Regions from separate parts of the Mus musculus genome. Here region 2 is linked to region 1. The links are chromatin loops, found by intact Hi-C in ENCODE. Cell type or tissue: heart. All regions are shown on one strand. Each heading gives the region's core, and the rest is flanking DNA. Links, peaks and the distances in the headings are about the cores only.

What was found. A loop is a pair of places that touch in the nucleus more often than their neighbours do. Peaks named below come from ENCODE experiments on the same cell type or tissue, not always from the same donor. Only the 100,000 strongest peaks of a DNase experiment are listed, where the experiment ranks them.
Region 2: it touches region 1 in a loop (9-fold over the local background); 9 of 42 quality-filtered maps call a loop at or near these places.

What each region holds. Positions count from the first base shown.
Region 1 is chr1:191,386,275-191,396,940 of GRCm38, forward strand. Ppp2r5a (protein phosphatase 2, regulatory subunit B', alpha) reads right to left here. Exons shown (of 13, transcript NM_144880.4): 1 at 9,962-10,666. The coding sequence starts at 10,142. It also overlaps the pseudogene Rab11b-ps1. Among named protein-coding and RNA genes, the nearest start is that of Ppp2r5a, 5.4 kb to the right of the region's middle. In heart, for the core only: a CTCF peak has its summit at 5,236; a DNase peak (open chromatin) is centred at 5,247; H3K4me3 peaks cover 1,840 bases; H3K27ac peaks cover 730 bases.
Region 2 is chr1:191,307,367-191,318,032 of GRCm38, forward strand. It overlaps Nenf (neuron derived neurotrophic factor), which reads right to left. Exons shown (of 4, transcript NM_025424.3): 1 at 10,553-10,666; 2 at 4,094-4,154; 3 at 2,553-2,656. Among named protein-coding and RNA genes, the nearest start is that of Nenf, 5.4 kb to the right of the region's middle. In heart, for the core only: a CTCF peak has its summit at 5,227 (motif pointing right); DNase peaks (open chromatin) are centred at 5,475, 6,012 and 6,751; H3K4me3 peaks cover 1,194 bases; H3K27ac peaks cover 1,224 bases.

The DNA.
Region 1 (10,666 bases), core at 1,123-9,122:
GTGAAACTTGCGACCCCAGGACTTTGGGAAAGACCTCGGATAAAATAGAGGTGAGCATAAAGTTGCCAGGAAGTAGGCACAAAGTAACCCAGGAGTTTGGGAAGGACCTCTGATAAAATAGAGGTGAGCATAAAGTTGCCAGCAAGCAGGCACAAGGTAACAAAAGGTTCCCGGCTTTGGGACAAGTTAAGGTTCACGGTTTCAGGACAGATTAAGGAACTATGATAACCTCAGTGTAGTGATCAATAGATCCTCGCTGTGTAGTTATGCTTTTTTCTTCCATTGACCCTTTGTGGGTAGGTCTGATAGTTTTGGTCTTGTTTGTTCTGATATATGGACTCTGTTACTGTTTGAAACTGTGTGTAGAGGCAGTCAAGACAGGTCAGAAAATCCTTATAGAGCAACAAGAAAATATGTCGGAAGAGGAGAAGGGCTTAAAAAGAAAAAAGAAAAAGAAAGGAGACACAGTGTTATCAGGTGGACAGAAAGGACAAAATATAAGAGCAGAGGTGGAGGAGGAAGGCGAATTAGCTTCTGCGTCCTCTCCCTATGCCTCCTCAGCAGCCACCTGTAGGTGGACCTTCTGTCTGGAGATTTGGAGAGGATCGACCAGATCAGGTGTTGACGTGGGCGAGAGGGTCTGTTTGTGTGTTCCCACAGGACCAGACGGAACCTCTTTTCGTGCCGGAGAGATTGGTGAGACGCTGCAAGAATGAGGCTCCTGATCCAGTTGCCCCTGTGGATGTGGTGGATGATCCCACAAGCACAAAGGATGGAGCCGAGATGAGAGATCCTTTCGGTATTCCAGAAGCCGATACCAGCTCGACATGACATTCAAAATTTTCCACGCTTTTTGATCCCTGAATTCCCCTTAAAGAGATAGCCCCTCTGGCTATCTATCCCTTGCTTCAGGGAAGATGAGCGGGGATGAGAGCCCTGGGATGTATGCTTGTTATAGTGTGTGTGTGTTTTGTGTTTGGCACATGTGTTAGGTGCAGAGTGTGCGGCCCGCACTTTCGCCATGGTAGCGTAGGCTTTTGCTGCAGTGGAGGCGGGACAATCTCCTCAGATTCGGTTTGCCGCTCTAAAAGAAATTATGCTGCGTTATGCCGTGGGGTGCGAGGCTAAGCACTGCACAGAGGATAGCTTGCTGTTGGCATCCTGTGGAAGGCATGTCTGATTGCATGAAGGTTCAGTGTCCTAGTTCCCTTCCCCCAGGAAAAACGACACGGGAGCTGGCCAAGACCTCTCTGGGTGATGAGCCTAAGGGATGGTTTTGTGTAGGGCCCCTATGCTTGCACACGGGGGATCAGACCTCTACCTTCACCCATGAGGCTTGCTTGCAGCAATTAAGATCTGGCCATAAGTTAATTAACATCCTGGCCTTTTGATGCACCTGCCACAAGCAAAACACAATCTCCCCAGGTGTGGCTTGGCATGATAGAGAGGTAGTCAGTGATAAGACTCCCTGGGCATGTCACCAACCTAAGACAGGGATCAAACCAATGCTGTTTGTCACCCAAGGACGGGTAAGGGGCATGGTTGCGGGGGGCTATCTACAGACATTCTCTCTGCCAAAAAAGAAAAAAGGGGGAATTGTGGGGAGCGGGTGTGGCGGCAGTCCCAAAGGCGCCAGGGACTGCAGCTAAGTCATATGACTTGCACCTGACTTCCTCATATAAGACACAAACATCTTGAGTGCTGCGCAGGTGTACCAGGATACAGGTGAATCCAATTTGATGGAGATTTGCCCCTGCTGCCCTGATTAGCTGAAGCTGCGTGCCTGGTGAGGTGGCGTGGCCTGCTGTGCGTGGATGGGAACTGAGAGTATAAAAGAGTGAGAGGCCCAGGGCTCGAGGGAGATATAAAAACAAGGGAGATATATAAACAAGGGAGATATAAAAACAAGGGAGATATAAAAACAAGGGAGATATAAACAAGGGAGATATAAACAGGGAGATATAAACAGGGAGATATAAACAGGGGAGATATAAACAAGGGAGATATAAACAAGGGAGATATAAACAAGAAGAAACAGGACTGAATAAACGTGTGCAGAAGGATCCTGTTGCAGCGTCGTTCTTCCTGGCCAGTTGAGTGCGCGCAACAATGCTACGTCATTGTCCAGTTTCATCTCCTCCAGAAACTCTAGGAGACTAAAATCAGTTAAGTGTTTGATGAATTCTCCTAATTAAGTCCATGTGCAAGTCCCAGTTATCGCAGACCACTTTATCTCCTGCTTTCAAATTGGGGGGGGACCAGTGGAAAAGACAGTGCTATGCTAATGTAGCCACAGTATGAGAAAGTTCTTATAGCCTACACACAGCATCTCCAAAAGACAGGTTTTTCAAGACAGGGTTTCTCTGTGTAGCCCTGGCAGTCCTGGGACTCACTCTGTCAACCAGGCTGGCCTCGAACTCAGAAATCTGCCTGCCTCTGCCTCCCAAGTGCTGGGATTAAAGGCGTGCGCCACCACTGCCCGGCTTGCCCTGCACTTTGACCCAGCGTGCGTGCACGTCCTCGATCCTTGGCCAGCCCTTCACCAGTGTCCTCCCGGCCCCTCCCTTGTCCCTCTAGGACAGGCTGCTCCCACCCTCCAAGTGAGCTCCGCCTGCCAGCCCAATGGCCCAGGAAGAGCAGGAGTCCAGTGGCCTCTCCTGTCCTGCCTGCTCAAGAGAAGCTAAAAGCCCCTTGTTTATGTACCTGCTCTTGGATATTGTGGGCATCTTGACAGGATAGGGAGGTTGGTAGGATGGACAGGGCCAGCCAGAGGTGAGGAAGATGAGTGGAAGGAGCCTGCTTCTCCTGTTTTCCAGACTCCAGAGATCGAAACCGCCTTTCCTCTCTGGCCAGTTGACCAGCTGGCCCTGTATCCTCATCCCAAACTCTCTCTGAGCTGATACCTGAAGAGCCAGGCATCAGAGGCTGAGCAGGTGGACATTCTGGGCTCTGCCTCCTGCCTACACCACCATAGCCAGTGCCAGCACGGCCTCCAGCATTCCCAGGCCTGCGCACTCCTGCTCCTGCCTGTAGATTTATGCTGGGAGAAGACACCCTTGCCCCCTCTCCCTCCTCCTCTGCACGCAGCGCTCTCCTCTGTCCATCCCCACTTCTCTGTCTCGTCTCCGTGTCTGGTCAGGAACCTGTCTGCAAGTGAAGCAATATCTTCGTGTTTTGTATATACAAAAAAAAAAAAAAAGAAATAGGTTCTCGGGAGCTGGTGAGATGGCTCAGTGGTTAAGAGTGCCGACTGCTCTTCCAAAGGTCCTGAGTTCAAATCCCAGCAACCACATGGTGGCTCACAACCATCCGTAACAAAATCTGATGCCCTCTTCTGGAGTGTCTGAAGACAGCTACAGTGTACTTACATATAATAAATAAATAAATAAATAAATAAATAAATCTTTTAAAAAAAGGAAAAAAGAAAGAAAGAAATAGGTTCTCTTAGATCATGTAAACCTACCATAGTCAGCAAACTACACTGACTGACATGACCAAATAAAACCTAGTAAGTTTCTTTACAGGAAAGTGAATCAAAATAACATTTCTAAAACTTTTCATTACTCACTCAAAAAGCTCACGGAAACAAAGTCCTTCAGCAAAGAGTTAAAAGTTAAGATACACATAAAAAGTCTCGAAACTGCTTATTATTCAATTATCCTGCTCCGACAAGCAGAGTCTATTTTACATAAACCCAGCCTGTCATGTCAAACTTCCAGCAATTAGGTTTTCTTGTCACACAATAATGTACTAAAAGTAATTATAGATTTTAGATCTGTTTCTTTTATTTCCTTCAAGTACATCCTCATAAATTAAGACTGCACCTCAAATGTAGAGATTAATATAAACTAGCCAGGCAAGGTCCTGCAGGCCTGTAATCCCATCACACGGGAGGAAAGAGAATCATGAGTTCAAGGCCCATCTGGGCTACACAGTAGTGAGTCTGAGGTCAGTCCAGAATACACCATGAGATCTTACCACAAAAAAATAAAGAGAAAAAATATAAATCATAGATACAAACTATTTCAGCTTATCTGATTTTATTCCACACAACTGTACACAACTGCTTTCCTAGAACATCAGTGCTGGGTCACGCTATGTCAGACGCAAGGGCAGTTTCCTTTGCTTTAATCTGGCATTTGCTGTGCTCACTTCAGCAGCACACATACCTTAGACCAAGCCAGAGCCTTACTCATTCTTTACGATTATCAAAGTACTAGGAAATCAGAATTCATTTACTTAGCTTAACTGTTTTAGGCATAAATATATTAAAACACAAAGCAAACAAAAAAGAACGGGTCTCATAGTCAATATTGAACATTCTGGCAAAAGCACTATCAATGCAGGAAGGTAGGTGACTAAAAGACAACCAAGGAGAATTTTATCAAAATAGCGACTGTGTCTACATGACATTTATTATACTGTACTTGGTACTATGTGTTTTGAAAAAAAAAAATCTACTTTTGCAAAATAAAATTTACCATCTCATTCCAGGGAGCAAACTACTAAATATCAACTGAACATTCACCCACAACAAATCAACAAATGGTAGTATTATCCAGAGTGGTTAGTAGAAAGGCCAAAGACAAACTAGGAAAATGAACTAAAAGCGGCTCTGGAGCCTCACTGCTACCTTCCACAAAGAGCCATGGTCAAGATTAAGTTGAACATCAACATGAAAAAAATCGCTGGAAGAAAACACTTGATAAAAAAATAAATATAAGACATGACGCAAAACAGTTAAATTCAACAGCTCACTTTCCCATTAGTTTTGTTTGTTTTGTTTTTTAAAGATAGGTCCACTATGCAGTCTTGCTTGGCCTGGAATTTGCTATGTAAACCAGGATGGTCTCATACTCAGAGATCTGCTTGACTCTGGTGGCAGGAGAAACAGTGTACACCACCATTATATTTTAATATACCCAGTAGAAATATTAGGCTAAGATCTTCAAGAAAGAGAAGACCTCAGATAGAAGACAACAGTTTGGTACTCCAAAGCAATTGGCGTCATCACCAGTGATCCCGAAAAATGAAATTAAAGCTAAGCCAACATCTACTGTGTTCCCAAATGTTTGTTGCCTACTCAATCTCAACTCCAAACAACAAAACAAAAGCAAGCGAGCAAACACCTGATCTCCTGGCACTGGATGACAACAGCTGGGCTTTCTTTAGATATCAAACAAGACCTAACAGAATCTTATCATATGAAAACTCAGAACAGTGCCGACTAGCCAGCCATAGAGGGCAGCAGAGTTAAAAGAGTAAATTGTAAATACCAGAGGGTGAAGTGAGGGCAGGAAAAGTTAATGGGCGGAGAGTAAGGAACCATGAGTACCAAAGAGAAAGACAAAGCTTCAATGAATGAATTAATCCAGCAGACACTAAATTTGTGCTGCTTGGCCCCCACTCCTAACTGCACATGAGGATCACCCTGGCAGTTTTAAAAAACAAACAAGCCTAGATTCCACCTTAGACCAATTAGCAGACTCTGAGGGATATAGGCCAGGAGAGGATATTTTTTAAGCTTTCCAAGTGCCTAAGGAGGACTATACTGTGTAGCACAGTCCTTAACACCCAGACTCTACTGCATATGCTACAATGTTAAAAGCCAAATTAAAAAACAAAGCAAAGCACAAAAACCTATTATTTCCCAAATATATTATTTTGTAGCTAAACCTTTGACTCTAAAACTCAAAGGGGCAATAATAACCTAAATACAATCATCACAGGCCTTTATCAAGGAGAACATTATTCCTACAGGTGGAAAACAGTAAGTTCACAGGGGTTAAACAGCTAGCCCCAAGCGACTGTGAGTCATCACTGAAGCAGGGAGACAATTCAAATCTGCTATTTACAGGACAGCGCTCTACTCCAATGGTCTCACCAACTTGTTAGATGTATTTTCCTAATTTATCACTTTACTCAATTAGATGATTCCAAAAATAACACAGAAATTAATAAAGATGACCAAAAAAAAAAAAAATGAGGTGGGGATATGATCGTAAATAGGAATTCTGAAGACGTTAGCCTTAAAGGAGAAAGATTTTCCTCATATGAAGACTAGCACTAGACACAATATTGAGCAATTTCTCTAAGTATATTCTTTAAAAGTTTTTTTAAAAATTATTTCTTGTTGAAGGGTTATGACAAGTTAGAAAACAGTCCCTAAACAACTGAAATGTTATAGCCAGTTAAAGCATTTCTCTTAACTTGTGCAGATGAATTTCAACTTTACCTTAGTATTTTTCCTATTTACAAAAATGTTGTGTTTGGATAAATAACTGAATATCCATGAACCTTAAACGTTAAAAGAGTAGTAGTAGTGGTGCCCCTCCCCAAATCAACTTAAAAAAAACCCTAATTCTGTCACAATTCACTCAGAAGATCACTACCTCAACAAAACATGTGCATAGACTTCCCCCTAATTCTAAGCAGGCAACTGCAAGCTAACTTCAGTCAGCATTAATGTTCTGGCCTTAGTTTTTCAGAGATCAACAATGAAACTGAATGATTCTCTGAAAGTTTTTTACCTCATCTTTTTTTTTTTTAATTTGTTTGTTTGTTTGTTTGTGTGCGGGTGTATGTCTGTAAACCCCTTGTGTGCCTGGTGTCCTCACAGGTCAGAGGAGGGCTTTGGATCCCCTGGTACTGTTGTTACAGATGGGTGCTGGGCTCAGAACCTAGGTCCTCTGGAAAAGCCAGTGCTCTTAACCAGTGAGCCATCTTTCCAGCCACTCTTTATCTCAAGAAGAGTTCAATCTCAAAATCAGTTTCTGCTCCTTGCTGTTTACTAAGAGAAATGTGTGTCTGTATAGTCATAGTGACTAATTTGATTCCTTTTCTTGGTAAGAAATTATTACTACAGGCTGGATAGATAGACCCCTAGGTTAAAAGTATGTACTGCTCCCAGAGGACCGCAGCTCAGTTCCTAGAACCTAAGTTAGAGCTATTCACAACCACCTGTAAGACCAACTCCAGGGCATCCATTACCCCTGGGCTCTACAGACACTACTCATACGCCCGCACACATAATTAAAAGTAATATTCCAGGAAAGCTTTTATTTAAGCACTACTAACAATTACTCATTTAAAATATTTTAACCTGTATTTCAAACACAAGAGAATGGAAGCTAGCTTGCTTTGCTTATTTCCAGGCACTTAAATTATTTCATTTACTCTCTCCAATCCTGGGAGATAGTATTATTCCCACTTTACTGATAAGGAAAATAACTCAGAAAGATCAAAAACTTACTTTCTACTGTAACGACCTCTCCTGGCCAGACTTTCTCAACCATACTACTTGAAGTTTATGTAAAATGAGTTACAGCAAAACTACTGGCATTTGACCAAAGTCCCAAAGTCAGAAGAAACACCATCTAGATAATCACAGGTCCGAAACTAACCTGTTCAAACCTCAAAAAAAAAAAAAAAAAAAAAAAAAAGATATTTGTGAAAATACACTGAGCCCCAGACTGTTAGATAACAGCATAATAGCATTACTATAGTAGATTGAAAAGGCACATAACAAGAATTAATGACACACAGTTTTTGGTTGTTCCAATTGTCATAGGCAATATTGTCTTGTTTTGTTTTCAAAGATAATTATTTGAAATACTAAGCTGTCTATACACGTAAAGGAGCTATTTTACCAAGCCAATCCTTTCAGAAATTTAAACCAAAATAGGCTAAACACTGAAAGATGACCTATCTTAAATAACAAGTTCCTGAATTGTTCATTATGAAATAACAAGTTTTAGGTAAAAAAATTACAACCTACAAGAACACAAGTTTCAAGACCAGAAAAGGTGATTCACATATACTGATCCTGGTTTTATTTTCTAGCATCTAGCCCTCAGAGGAACTTACACTATTTATTTTTAACATTTTCAGCCTTAAAAATCATGCAACCCACTCACCTACAAGGTTTTGCAAAAATAAACTGAAAAGGTTGGATTGTTTTGTTAATCTTACTCAGAGTCTGTTTCTAACAAAACTCCTTGGCACCTTTCCAGTTCAGATGCATGTGGACAAAGTGTAAGCAAGCAGGTTGGTTGATATAAAATACTTGAAAGATCTTGGATGCCCATGGATATCTGAATCACTCCACAACCAGTGAGATTGTATTTCAGAGCAGTTAAGAAAATTTCTCTTTCATACGAAAGGGTTTTCTGCTGTTGTTTTTGCTAAAACCCACAACTGGGGGAAAATACTACTGACAGAAAAAACTCTCAACACGGTGGTATCAAGGGCACTGCCAAAGCACCAAGTAAGACAACTCCATTAAAAAAAAAAATCACTTTTCAAGCATTTTGACAACTGGATTTAAAGCAGTTTTTCCTGAGGATTTTATTTTCAAGTAAAAAGTTTTACTTCCTCAATCGAATCTGCATCAGTTTATCATGAATAATACCTTATGGGGAACACTATACACGCAAATTTCAATTTCTTTCTACTACTGACCAAATTCTGTATGTGAAAACATTGGCAGTTCCTGCTACATCTTCAACCAAACATCAGGTAACTTTGAGTCTGATTACTGATTCTGTGGATTTCTGTCCGTCTTAAAGGCAAAATCTACTACAGAGGCATCTCAAGACTAACCAGATGTTTAAAATTCAATTACTAGCAGAGGAACTAAGAAGTACAACACTAAGAAGAAGAAAACCACGTTAGCAAATTAGATACATAAGAAAAATGCTAGTATCGAGACTTCAAACTAAAATTAACAGGATAAACTAATGAAAAACAAAGGATAAAATAACTCTTAATTAAGTATAAAAGCTTAAACCTCTGAGTAGCAATTCACTATCCTAACAGGTAGGACAGAGTTATTTTAGGCTATGGCTGCACTCCACTGACAGTGCTGTATCAATTTGAACAATTCTAGTATGGTAAAGAGCAATAAAGCAACAAATGAGACACCACACACCTAACATAAACTATTTTCAAAAGTCTGTGTGATTCTACCAGTGGTATATCCTTAATTCAGAAGCACCCCGAGAGGCAGATGTAGAGTTTAAATGGGGTTCCAAGCTGTTGCTGGTCAACTGTTGATTTGATCTAGGGTTTTCTTTACACTCCTTGCCAAACTAAGTCAGGATTCATAGACTCAAAGACAAATCACAACCAGATTGGCCTTGAAAGGGATGCTGGATCTTTGTCAAAAGAATTGAAAAATCTGCTGATCATTTATCTATTTTGGCATGAGCCTTTCTTTTATTTCTTGGCCTTGTGACTCATTCTCTAGGTTTCTATCAGGTTGCAAAGAATTTCTTAAATATCTAGGAACATAAACATCTTTTCCATTAATGACATCTAGCTCATAAAATGCAAAGACGTAAAATTATTAAATTAAAAGCCAGTAATTCTCAAAGAATAAGCAAGAACGCCAGTAAACAACTCATGAAAAGCCTCCAAACCGGGTGAGAAAAGAGAGCCAAAAGGAGTGCCAAGCACTCCTGCGAGGCATTAGGCACGGATACCAATCTGAATTACTTACAAAACCTTACAAAGTCCTTGGAAGCATAGCCGCGCTAACCAAGTTCCCGTTCCACGGCAAAGAAATTACTCTTCCTTCATAACCTCTCCAAAGACAATCGAGGTCTTCTGAGGTATAACATTTACGTCTAACGAGACAGTAAGATCTGTCACCTGGTCCCGGTTTTAAGCTAGTTCTATATAGCTACGTCTAAAGGCCAGCTAACTCGGCAGCAGTTTGTTTGGACCCTGGATGTGACAACTGAGGGACAAACAGAGAAAGAGAAGAACTAGCTAAGCTTGGAGAAAACCAGGGTTGAGGCTCAGCGAGGCAGGGAGTCGAAAGACTGGACGAGGGAAGGGAGCGCAGGTACCTCTGGGGACCCTGAAATCGCCAAGGCAAGGGCAGGCGGGGCAAGCGCGCAGGTGGGAAGGGGAGTAGGGCTTGCCCCGGGAGCGCGGGCCAGGGGCGGCCGGGGGTTACCTTTGAGCTGGGGCAGGGGGTGCAGCTCCGCCTGGCTGCCCTGGCTGCGGAACTGCGACGAGCCCTGAGAGCGCTTCTGCCTCTGCGCCTTGCGCACCGATTTCCGGGTGAAGCCGTCCACTTTCTCCGAGGCCGAGATGGCGGCGCAGGCAACTGGTGCGGGCGGCGACGGCGACGACATCTCGGCGACCCGGGCGATCGGCGCCTCCCGCGGCGGCTGGCCCGGGCAATCGGCGGGGGACGGGCACGGCGGGCCTGCGCCCCTGCGCCCCGGGCCCCGGCCGCGCCGCCCTCGCGCTCCGCGAGCTGCTCCTCACCCGACAGCGCCTCACGGCCGCATCCCCGCGCCGCGCGGCCGCCTCCCGGGGCTGGCGGAGGGGAGGGCGGGGGCGCGCGGGCCGCACAAGTTGCTGACGCCCGGCGACGAGGGCGGGCGGAGGCGAGCCCGAAGTTTGGACGGCTGGGGCGAGCGCGCGGGTGCGGACGCCGGGCGCGCCTCGCGGCCCCTTAGCGCGCGGAGTCCGGACAGGTCTTCAGCGGCTGCCGCCCGCGCTGTCCGCCCGGCCGGGAGCCTCCTCCCGGGGCGCTTCCATCGCGGGTCCGCGCGAGCCGCTGCCGAGCGCTCGTTCTCCTGTCAGCGATGGCCCCTCATCGCCCGGGGCGGCCACCCGTACCCCGATCCTTGGATCCTTGGATCCCTGGAGC
Region 2 (10,666 bases), core at 916-8,915, 79 kb before region 1:
TGTTCATGGCGTCCATTCTCGCCAGAAAAATATGGGGGAAAAACCCTCCATCTTAAATCAAAGAATGAACTTTCAAACTTTTAAAGAAACAGCTCTAGGTATGCAGGGTATGTACACAGAGGGTAAGTGAGGAGTGTTTACAGGATGTTAGTGCAGGATGCATGTGTGGGGGGTGTGAGCAGAGTGTTTGTGGGGGGCGGTGAGCAGAGTCTCTGTGTGTGCAGGGTGTGTGAACAGAGTCTGCGTGTGTTCTGTGAGAGCAGAGTGTGGGTACAAAGTGTCTGTACAGAGAGAGTGCTGGGTGTGTGAGCAGGGTGTGTGAGCAGGGGAGCAATGGCCTCATCAGTTTTGCTGGTCAGCTGACACAGGAAGTATCTTCCACAGAACACCCAGTCCTGGGTGGGCAGCACTGCAGCCTGCCCACCTCTCTGTCGTTATTAAACATTTAAGTACAGCATCTGCTGTAACCTGGACTGAGGATGCCCCTTGGTGAAAGGTCCATGTGTCAATGGTTTGGTCTCCAGGGTGAAGTTACTGGGAGGTGATGGTGCTTTTAAGGGGCGTGGCCTAGTATGAGATCCTTACATTGAGAGTGTGCCCTCCAGAGGAACTGTGGGACACAAGACACTTCACTCTCTCCTTTGCTTCCTGGTCATAAGGAGCATGGGCTTTCTCTGCCACATGCTCGAGCTCTGAGATCAGTCAGTCCTGGATTGAAGCTTCCAGAGTAAACCCTTTCTCTTTAGATGTTACTTAGACGTCTAGAGAGACAGCTTGGTGGTTACGAGCACTTTCTGCTCTTGGAGAGGACCCAGGTTTTCTTCCCAGCACGCCCATCAGGCAGCTAGCTCCAAACTGCCTTTGACTCCAGTTTCAGGGGATCTGGTGCCCTCTTCTGGCCTCTACAGGTACGTGCATGCCAGTGGTGCACATAGACACACATACAACGAAATAAAAATTCATTTTTAAAAAGGTTATTTGTGTTAGATATTTTGTTACGGTATGGAAGGCAGACTAAACCCTTCCCACTAATTTCTTTCTATAATGCTGTGGCTTAAGAAGTTGACTCACTGGGCTGCAGAGATGGCTCAGAGGTTAAGAGCACTGGCTGTTCTTTCAGAGGTATGAGTTCAATTCCCAGCACCCACATGGTGACTCACAACCATCTGTAATGAGATCCGGTGCCCTCTTCTGAATTGCAGGCACACATGCAGATAGAACACTGTATACATAATAAATAAATAAATCTAAAAAAAGAGAATTTGACTTCTCACAATTTTTTATATTGATTTGATAAGCACAATTCAGGTGAATGCCAGGCAATTGTAGCATTTACTATATAAAAATTACTATACTATGTTGTGGATATTACTATATAAATTTTTGTTTGTTTGTTTGAGACAGGGTGTCTTAGTCAGGGTTTCTATTCCTGCACAAACATCATGACCAAGAAGCAGTTGGGGAGGAAAGGGTTTATTCAGCTTACACTTTCCACATTGCTGTTCATCACCAAGGAAGTCAGGACTGGAACTCAAGCAGGTCAGGAAGCAGGAGCTGATGCAGAGGCCATGGAGGGATGTTCCTTACTGGCTGGCTTCCCCTGGCTTGCTCAGCCTGCTCTCTTATAGAACCCAAGACTATCAGCCCAGAGATGGTCCCACCCACAAGGGGCCTTTCCCCCTTGATCACTAATTGAGAAAATGCCTTACAGTTGGATCTCATGGAGGCATTTCCTCAACTGAAGCTCCTTTCTCTGTGATAACTCCAGCTGTGTCAAGTTGACACAAAACTAGCCAGTACACAGGGTTTCTCTGTGTAGCCCTGGCTGTCCTGGAACTCACTCTGGAGACCAGGCTGGCCTCAGAACTCAGAGATCCGCCTGCCTCTGCCTCCCGAGTGCTGGGACTACAGGCGTGCTATAACCAGGCCCACTTTTAACATGCTGTGGTCTTCTGCACAGAAGCATGAGCACAGGGAGGGGCCTTGATTCTCCAAGTCCATCCACTAAGCTTCGGCAACTACCAAGAGCAGGACTCAGAGATGTGTGCAGCGCACACAGATGCCCAGCTGACGAGTCCACAGAGTTTGGACTTAAGTCTGTAGGCAGTGAAAAGCCAACAGAGGCTCCTAAATAGGGTGACCCAGAGAGCAGTTGGCTACCAAGCCACATACGCTAATTAATAGGCTTATTAAGAAGTTTTGTGGGCCAAGGAGCTTGTTCAGTGGTAAGGCATTTGCCTAGTGTGTGTGTGTGTGTGTGTGTGTGTGTGTGTGTCGGGGGTTGGGGATGTCTACATTCAAATCCAGAGTAATAAAAGAAGTCTGATTAATCCAGAGACTTAAACAAAACAAACAAAACTAAAAACAACTGGGCTCAGTGGTACACACCTTTAATCTCAGCCCTTGGCAGTCCTGTGAGTTTGAGGCCATCCTGGTCTACCTAGAAATTTCCAGCCTAGACAGGGCTACATAGTGACACTCTGTCTTGAGAACCAAGAATAAACCCCACAGAATGGGAACGGAACGTTTTGACAAAGGCTTATCCGGCTTACAGTGTCGTGAGTGAGGTCTGCTGGATCCAGTGACATCTTGGCCACACCTCTGCTGGAGTCCTTCCCGGCCAAGGCATTGTAGGGGGCTCCTCGTCCATAAAACTCTGCAGCAGGGCGGAAGGAAGAGTGTGGGTATGCATGGATGGAAGCCAGGGGTTGGGGGGTTCTCCAGACTCCCCAGTTCTTGGAAAGGCTATAGTTCTGAAGATGAACTTCACAGGGCAGATGGGAGGCCCAGGCAAACTTATGGTGTTGCACCTACCCAGAACACACCTGTCAGCTGAGAGACTGCAGAAAACACTCAATGAAGTCTCTTTAAAAACTAAAATGTAGGGGGCTGGAGAGATGGCTCAGTGGTTAAGAGCACTGACTGCTTTTCCAAAGGTCCTGAATTCAATTCTCAGCAACCACATGGTGGCTCACAACCATCTGTAATGGGATCCGATTCCCTCTTCTGGTGTGTCTGAAGACAGCTACAGTGTATTCATAGATATAAAGTAAATAAATAAACAAACCTTTTTTTAAAAAAATTAAAATGTAAGTTATGCTTAATGATGCAGGCCTGTAGTCAGAGCTAGAAAGGAAGCTGGTGTAGAACTGCAAATTCAAGACCAGCCTATGCCTGCCTCAAAATAAGTATTCTTAAAGGGGGAGAGAGGCTAGGGATGTGGCTCATTGGTACATAAAGCCCTGGGTTAAATACTGTGTGTGTGTGTGTGTGTGTGTGTGTGTGTGTGTGTTTGTCTATTTATCTGTCTGTCTGTCTGTAGGGTGTATGTCTGTAGTGTGTCTCTCTCTGTGTGTATATATATTATATATATGTATATATATGTATATGTGTGTATATATACATATATATATATACATATATATATATGGAGAGAAAGAGTGTGTTTATATGTGTGCCTGTGTGTCTGTCTTTAGAATGTGTGTATGTCTGTGTGATGAGTTTGTCTCTGTGTTTGTGTGTGTGTGTATAGTTTGTTTGAAAGTGTGCCTATGTGGTGTGTTTGTCTGTGTGTGTCTGTCTGTCTACCTGTATATAAGGTGTGTGCTTTTGTGTGGTCTCTGTGTGTGTGTGTGTGTGTGTGTGTGTGTGTGTGTGTGTGTGTGTGTATGTATACACAAGCATAGACAAGAAGAGCCTCCGGTCTTAAACATCTCAGGAACTCAAGTCTTCTACCATGTGGACTTAGAGGAGTAGTGAAAACCCACCTCCTGGTAGTAGAGTAGATACAGTCAGGGAAGCTACTGCATGGTACTGAAAGGTTCTGCCACTTCTACAACAGCAACTCTTAGCCAAGGGACACTCTTCTGGCTTCTAACAGAGTGCTCATGGGGTTTGAACACACTGCCCTTCAAGTAGAAATGAGGCATCAATGGAGCACTAAGTCCATGGACCTGTTTTGGTGAAACCCTGACAAGGCTCAGCTCCAACCGGCCTTGCAGAGGGAAGGAAAGGCCTTGCCTGACAGAACCCCTGCCTCATCCCTCCAAGCACCTGCTCTGCCCGAGTTCCCCAGAAGTGATGAGCCACTTACCCTTCCCAGAGGTGACATCGAACACCACTCCCTTCACTGCCAAGTAGATGGGCTGATCCTCCTGGAAAGCAGGGGGGGAGGTGTGAGGAGCAGGGGAGAGGCCTGAGGCACTGAGGAAGTCACTGGTGCAGAGGGCAGCTTACACCACAACCCCATGGACTGTGGTGACCTTTCTTCTTGTGAACCTGGACCTTTGTGGTGTCCTCACATGCCCTTTGCCACCCTTTCAAAGGGTATTAATGGAACATATACTCCTGTCTGCTCTCCAGAAAGAGGGGAAGACATGGCCTCCCCCACCACCACCACCACCTGGGAAGGGACATTGGAATGCCTTTTCCAGTTCAGACTTTGGTCAGTAGCTACAAAGGGATTGAACATCGTTTTGGCAGCTGGCACCTCAGAGAGAAGAACACAAGACAGAAGAGCCTGATCTAAGTTCTAAAAGTTGTAAAGTTACCAGGCAGTGGTGGCGCACGCCTTTAATCCCAGCACTTGAGAGGAAGAGGCAGGCAGATTTCTGAGTTCAAGGCCAGTCTGGTCTACAGAGGACAGCCAGGGCTACACAGAGAAACCCTTTCTCGGGGGTGGGGGGGGAGTAGTGAAGAATCAGATAATCAAAAAAGACTTGTGTCACCTAGAAGTGTAAGAGGAAATAAACTGTATGCTTCCCAAGTTGCTTTTGGTCACGGTTACTGCATTGTATCACAGCAACAGAAAGCCTATGACACAGGGTCAAACCATGAGACCTTGTCTCAAGAAAGGAAACAACAAAAATGTAATTCCAAAATTGTACACAGGGACTTTGAAGTTAAGCTGGAAGGACCCTAGATGATGAAATACTCCCCTTGTGGGTGAGGCTATTTGTTGTGCCTATGTGCACAGGTCTGTGCCTGCGTGCGTGCAAGTGTGAATGTGTGCGCGTTGAGACACCGTCTTGCTCTGTAACCTAGGCTGGCTTTGAACTCAGTTCTCCTGAATGTCTCTTGAGGGTTTGGATTCCAAGCTTGCCTCACCACACCCTGCAGAGTAAGGCTATTTGGGCCCAAGGAGGTTGAATTGGGCATAGACTGAATCAGAGAAGGCAGGACCAAACTTGGAGCTTTGGAACACAAGGCTCCGGTCGCCTTCTCGCCCTTGACCACTAGAGGGCACTCTTAGCCCAGAGAGAACTTCTGGGACTGTAGGGGCGAATGAGTGGGGTGGGGGGGGCAAACTTCCTCAACCTCAGGGCTCGTACGACAGGAAGGGACCTTCACTGTCCTTCACCTGGGACACGCCGTGGCCTGCCTACCTCTGGCTAAGCAGAGGACGACCACAAGTGCTCCAGCGGCTCTAATGCAGGGCCACGGAAGAACTGGGCAGAGAGGAAGTAGGTGGAGCGTGGGCACAGCCGGCAGGAGGACTTAGACATTGGTCAGAGCTCCTGTCCCTCACCAGTCTCTGGGCCCAGAGCGGAGCCAGACCTGCCCTCTGTGCACCTCTTCGGAAAAGAGGAAAGCTGCGTGGGTGTTTTGGTTTGGTTTTAGGGTTGTTGTTGTTGTTTTGGTTTTGGTTTGTTTTCAGAGAAAACTGCTCTGAGGGCATGGTCTTCTTACTGCCGGTAGCACCCACGACCTATTTCAGGGTCATGGAACAGGGATTTATCAACAGACTAAAAGGGATGGGAGAAAATAATAGAACGTGAAAGAAAATGGAAGTGCCTGAATGTGAGCTTTTCCTCAGCACACTCTCAACTTTTTATAATAAGGTCAGCAGGCGCAGAGGCTGGTTCAGGGTCGCTGTGCCAAGCACTTTGTGTGTCTCCATCTCGTCTTCACAAGATGCCTGTGTAGACGAGGTACTCCCTGTAGCCGTGGGAGGGGGAGTTTTACATATCCATCCAGGAGTGAAGTACTCAGCCAGGTGTGACAGACAAGGCTGAGATCTGCAGTCAGGTGACTCTACCTGAAGGACTATGTCACAGTCTTTCAATGGCCCGCCCCCAATCCATTGAAAGGCCAAGAGGTTCCCCCAGGAAAAAGAAACTCCACCTAGTAGGGCATGGTGGTGCTTGCTTTAAGATCTCTGTGAATTCTTCAAGCACCCTGGTGTACATAGTGAGTCCAGGACAGCCAGAACTACATAGGGAGACCCTGTCTGAACACCACTCCTGTGAAGAAAGGAGAGAGAGAGAGAGAGAGAGAGAGAGAGAGAGAGAGAGAGAGGAAGAAGAAGAAGAAGAAGAAGAAGAAGAAGAAGAAGAAGAAGAAGAAGAAGAAGAAGAAGAAGAAGAAGAAGGAAGAAGAAAGAGGAGGAGGAGGAAGAGGAGGAAAGGAGGAGGAGGAAGAGGAGGAGGAGGAGGAAGAGGAAGAGGAGGAGGAAGAGGAGGAAAGGAGAAAGAGGAAGAGGAGGAAGAGGAGGAAGAGGAGGAGGAGGAGGAAGAGGAGGAGGAGGAAGAGGAGGAAAGAAGGAAAGCCCTTCTCCTGAAGAATTCCAGCCTCCTTCCAGGTACAGCCTGCCTAGTCAGACAGCCCCGCCATCTGCAAACTGCTGTAATAGTATCCCCCTCTCTCTGATGTCAACACCATACAGTTGAAAATATGGTCCCCGTGGTGCTTAGTAACTTGGGCCAAACACACAGCACAGCAAGAATCCAACCCGGGATACCATTATAAGCTTTAGCATGGCCAAGTATTGCATCACAGAAACCATGATGCTAACTGGGCGGGGGCAGAGGTGATGTCCTGTGACTGCAGTCAGACCAGACCCATTTCCAACATGCTCTGCTCTGCTAACTCTGCCCATAGCACTCCTCTGTTTCAATCATCTCCTTGCCTGATTCTTCCCACCTCAAGCCTATGGCTCTCCAGAGTTAAGTCTCCATCCACAATATGAAATAGAAAAATTAGGGTCTTTTCTCTGTCCTCATTCTGGAGTCTGTGTGTGTGTGTGTTTCCTTGGGTTCTGTGCTTGGGGGGAGGGGGTGTCAAGACCCTGCCCATACATAGATGAAAGCAAACAACTCGGCAGAGGGCTGCACTCACTCGTTTTCTGTCACCACAGTCTTATGCCACTGCTGCCAGCTTTCTTATTCTAGCCCTAGCCAAATATTTCTTTGCTAATACAAAAATATACTTCTCTCTACCTACACAACCTGTCAAAGTTACCTAAGATTCTCTTTCCTATCCTGTCTTGACAACTGCTAATAAATTCTAGTCAGTTATAACCAATCAATAGTGCTCAATTCTGTCAGAAGTTTGTCAACTATTAAGTTTATGACGGACAGAATCCCCAAAAGCTTCTAACGGTTTCTCCCACAAAGTCTCAGAAGATGTGGACACAGCTACTGGATTGTGATGTGACAATCACTGAAATACGCAGTGGACAAGACTGGATACTCTGAGTCACATGACATGGCTAAAACCAAGGTAAGCCAATCCTCATGTCACACACATCCACTCCACAGAGAAAAAGCCCTGTGACTTCTGCACCGGAGAGCCAGACTGACTCTGCCCAAGTTGCCATGGAGACCACAGAGAACTGTTGGCTAGTGGACTCTCTCATTTTTTTAAATAATACACAACTGATATATAACCGATAGACTATTGTTTATTCTTTCTCAGACTTCTGACTACATTGACAGCTAGAAAAAAACTAAACTCTGTTTCCATTAAATACTTCATATTTCCTCTTCTTGCTATGCCACTGTCCTGATATTATCTGAGCTCCTATAAATTTGCTTAACTCTAATAAAACATTCCAGTATATGATCCAACTTTTGAATCATGCTCCTTCTGCTCCACAAAAGGCTCGTCTTAAAGACTGCTCGTGTGGTTAACTCATGTTGCTATCTCTTTTATAAACTTGTAAGCTACAGGAAACCCACTCAGATCTACCTTTCATGGATCACATAGGCTCCGTCCAGATCCGTACATCGGCTGTTCCAGCGGGTGGGATTCCTCTGGGTTTCAATTGGACATCTTAAAAAACTGTTCTTTCTCCCAAACATACTTAATCTTTTCTCTACCTATAATAATGTGTTTCAACATCTTGTCAAGTCCAGGCGCTTACTATACCCAGGACCACTCCAGAGGAGCAACCTTCAGATGCTCCAATCTCCTCACAGACACAGACTCTACTGGACCTGTTCCTTCCGACCTATCCTCAGATGGCTCCACAGGCCCTGGACAGCAAGGAAGCAGACCGCTCTCTTAAGACTAGACAAACATCCCCCATACCCATCCCTCTAGGTTCCCCAGAGACACGCCGCCCCAATGTCAGCATGAACCAGCCAGATATCACATCCACCCTATTTCTGCTTCACCATCACCTCTTTCTAAGTTTGTTTGTTTGGTTGGTTGATTGGTTGGTTTTTTGTTTTTTTTTTTTTTTTTTTTTTTTTTGAGACAGGGTTTCTCTGTATAGCCCTGGCTGTCCTGGAACCCACTTTGTAGACCAGGCTGGCCTCGAACTCAGAAATCCGCCTGCCTCTGCCTCCTGAGTGCTGGGATTAAAGGCTTGCGCCACAACACTAAACCAAAATGGGGGAATGTTCGTATTCTGTCTGGATTCCACCCTCACTGTTCCTGGCAGCAGTCAAGTATGTTCCTCCCCACAGTTACCTAGCAACAGCCAGGTAGACCTGGCCCACTATAAAAGGGGCTGCTTGCCCCCTCCTCGATCTCTGGTTCTCTTACCCTTGTCCCCCTGTTCCCCCCTCTTCATTCTCTAACCCCCTCTCTCCATGTGGTCATGGCCGGCCTTCTCTTCTCTTCTCTTCTCTTCTCTTCTCTTTCTCTTCTCTTCTCTTATCTTCTCTTCTCTTCTCTTCTCTTCTCTTCTCTCCTCCTCCTCCTCCTCCTCCTCTCTCTCTCTCTCTCTCTCTCTCTCTCTCTCTCTCTCTCTCCTACCCTCTTAACTCCCTCTCCATGCCCTAAATAAACTCTATTCTACACTATACCGTTGTGTTTCCCTCAGGGGGAAGAGATGAAGAGATGCCTCGGCATCAGCATGGGCCCACTGAGGCACCCCCTCCCCCCACACCTCACCACACCCCCATAGAACATATATTAATACCACTTTATCTTTTTATGATGACAACACTCACCATCTCTTTCGCCAACAACAAATGACCAAGATCTGGTCCTCTACCCACTAGAAACCCTGGGTTCTTCCCCAGCCAGTCTGGGTGCCCCGATGCAGAGTGCTCCACATAAACCATACTGCACACCCAGTGTAGGCAGTGAGAAGCCCGCCCGCCCGCATCAGTAAGGCGTGGATTGCCTTGCTAGGCAGAACAACAGGCCAGCTTTGCTAACTGTTCTCCCCATGCGCCTATACCGGGAGTTCCCTCCGCTGTCCGGTAACACCCGTTCACATTCCCGCCATGTTCCTATCCCTGTGTTCTTATGGACCTGTGGGTCAAAAGCAGCAGTTCTTGGGCTGCAGAGATAGCTCAGCAGTTTAGAGCACTGACTGCTCTTCCAGAGGTCATGAGTTCAAATCCCAGCAACCACATGGTGGCTCACGACCATCTGCAATGAGATCTGATGCCCTCTTCTGGAGTGTCTGAGGACAGCTACATTGTACTTGTATATAATAAATAAATAGACGGGAGCAAGCGCGGCCAGAAAAAAAAAAAAAGCAGCGGTCCTCAACCTTCCTAACGCTGCAACTCTAAACAGTTTCACATGCGGTGGTGACCCCCACAACCATAAAATGATTTCCATTGCTACTTCATCATTGTAATTTTGCTACTGTTATGAATCCTAATGTAAGCATCTGTGTTTTCTGACAGTCTTAGGACCCACAGGCTGAGAACCACTGGCCTCAGCTTTCATCCCTAAAGATCTGTTTTGGGAGAGACCCTTGCATATTTGGTCTATGTAAGGTTCGCTAACACCGAAGCTAGGGAGCTCAGGGCACATAGATTCAGCGAAGCAACACGGGTCCTTCCCTCCTGTACCACTGAGCACGTGCCTCAGTTTCCCTATCTGTAAAGGTAGGGGATTAATTCCTGGAATCACTACAATGCCAAGAGACCGGTTCTTCCTAACTGGATTCAGGCTTCCTCCCCATCTAAAGCAGCTACCCATATCGGGTAGTGTTATTTCCTCCTTTGCGTTCATCCCCACCAGCCCAGACACTAAATGGGGTCTGAAGGGTGAGCTTCAGTAGGCCCGGGACACCGGGGCAGGAAAGGAAAGGCTTGGATCATCCTGCCGGCCCCAGACCCCCCTAGCTCAGTGCGCACTCTCAGGCCGGTCACTTTGCACAAACTGTAGGCCGTGTGACCCCAGCTCACCCTCACACTAAAATCTAGAAGGGTCTGAGGTCTGTACTCAGACCCACAGCGACAAGGCGGGGCGGAGGAAGCGCGGGGTGGGGCGTCAGGGCGACGCCCTGCCTCCACCCGGCCTCGCGTGGGTCCCCGCCACCAGTCAGCTCGGGACAGCCGCCGGCCCAGGCCGCGCCGCCTACCTCCTCGCCGCCGTAGCGGGCCAGCTCCTCCTCGGTGAAGAGCCGCACCGGGGGCCCGCGCTCTGCGGGGCGCGGCGTCTGCCCAGCCCAGGCTGAGGGCACTGGGACCAGAGC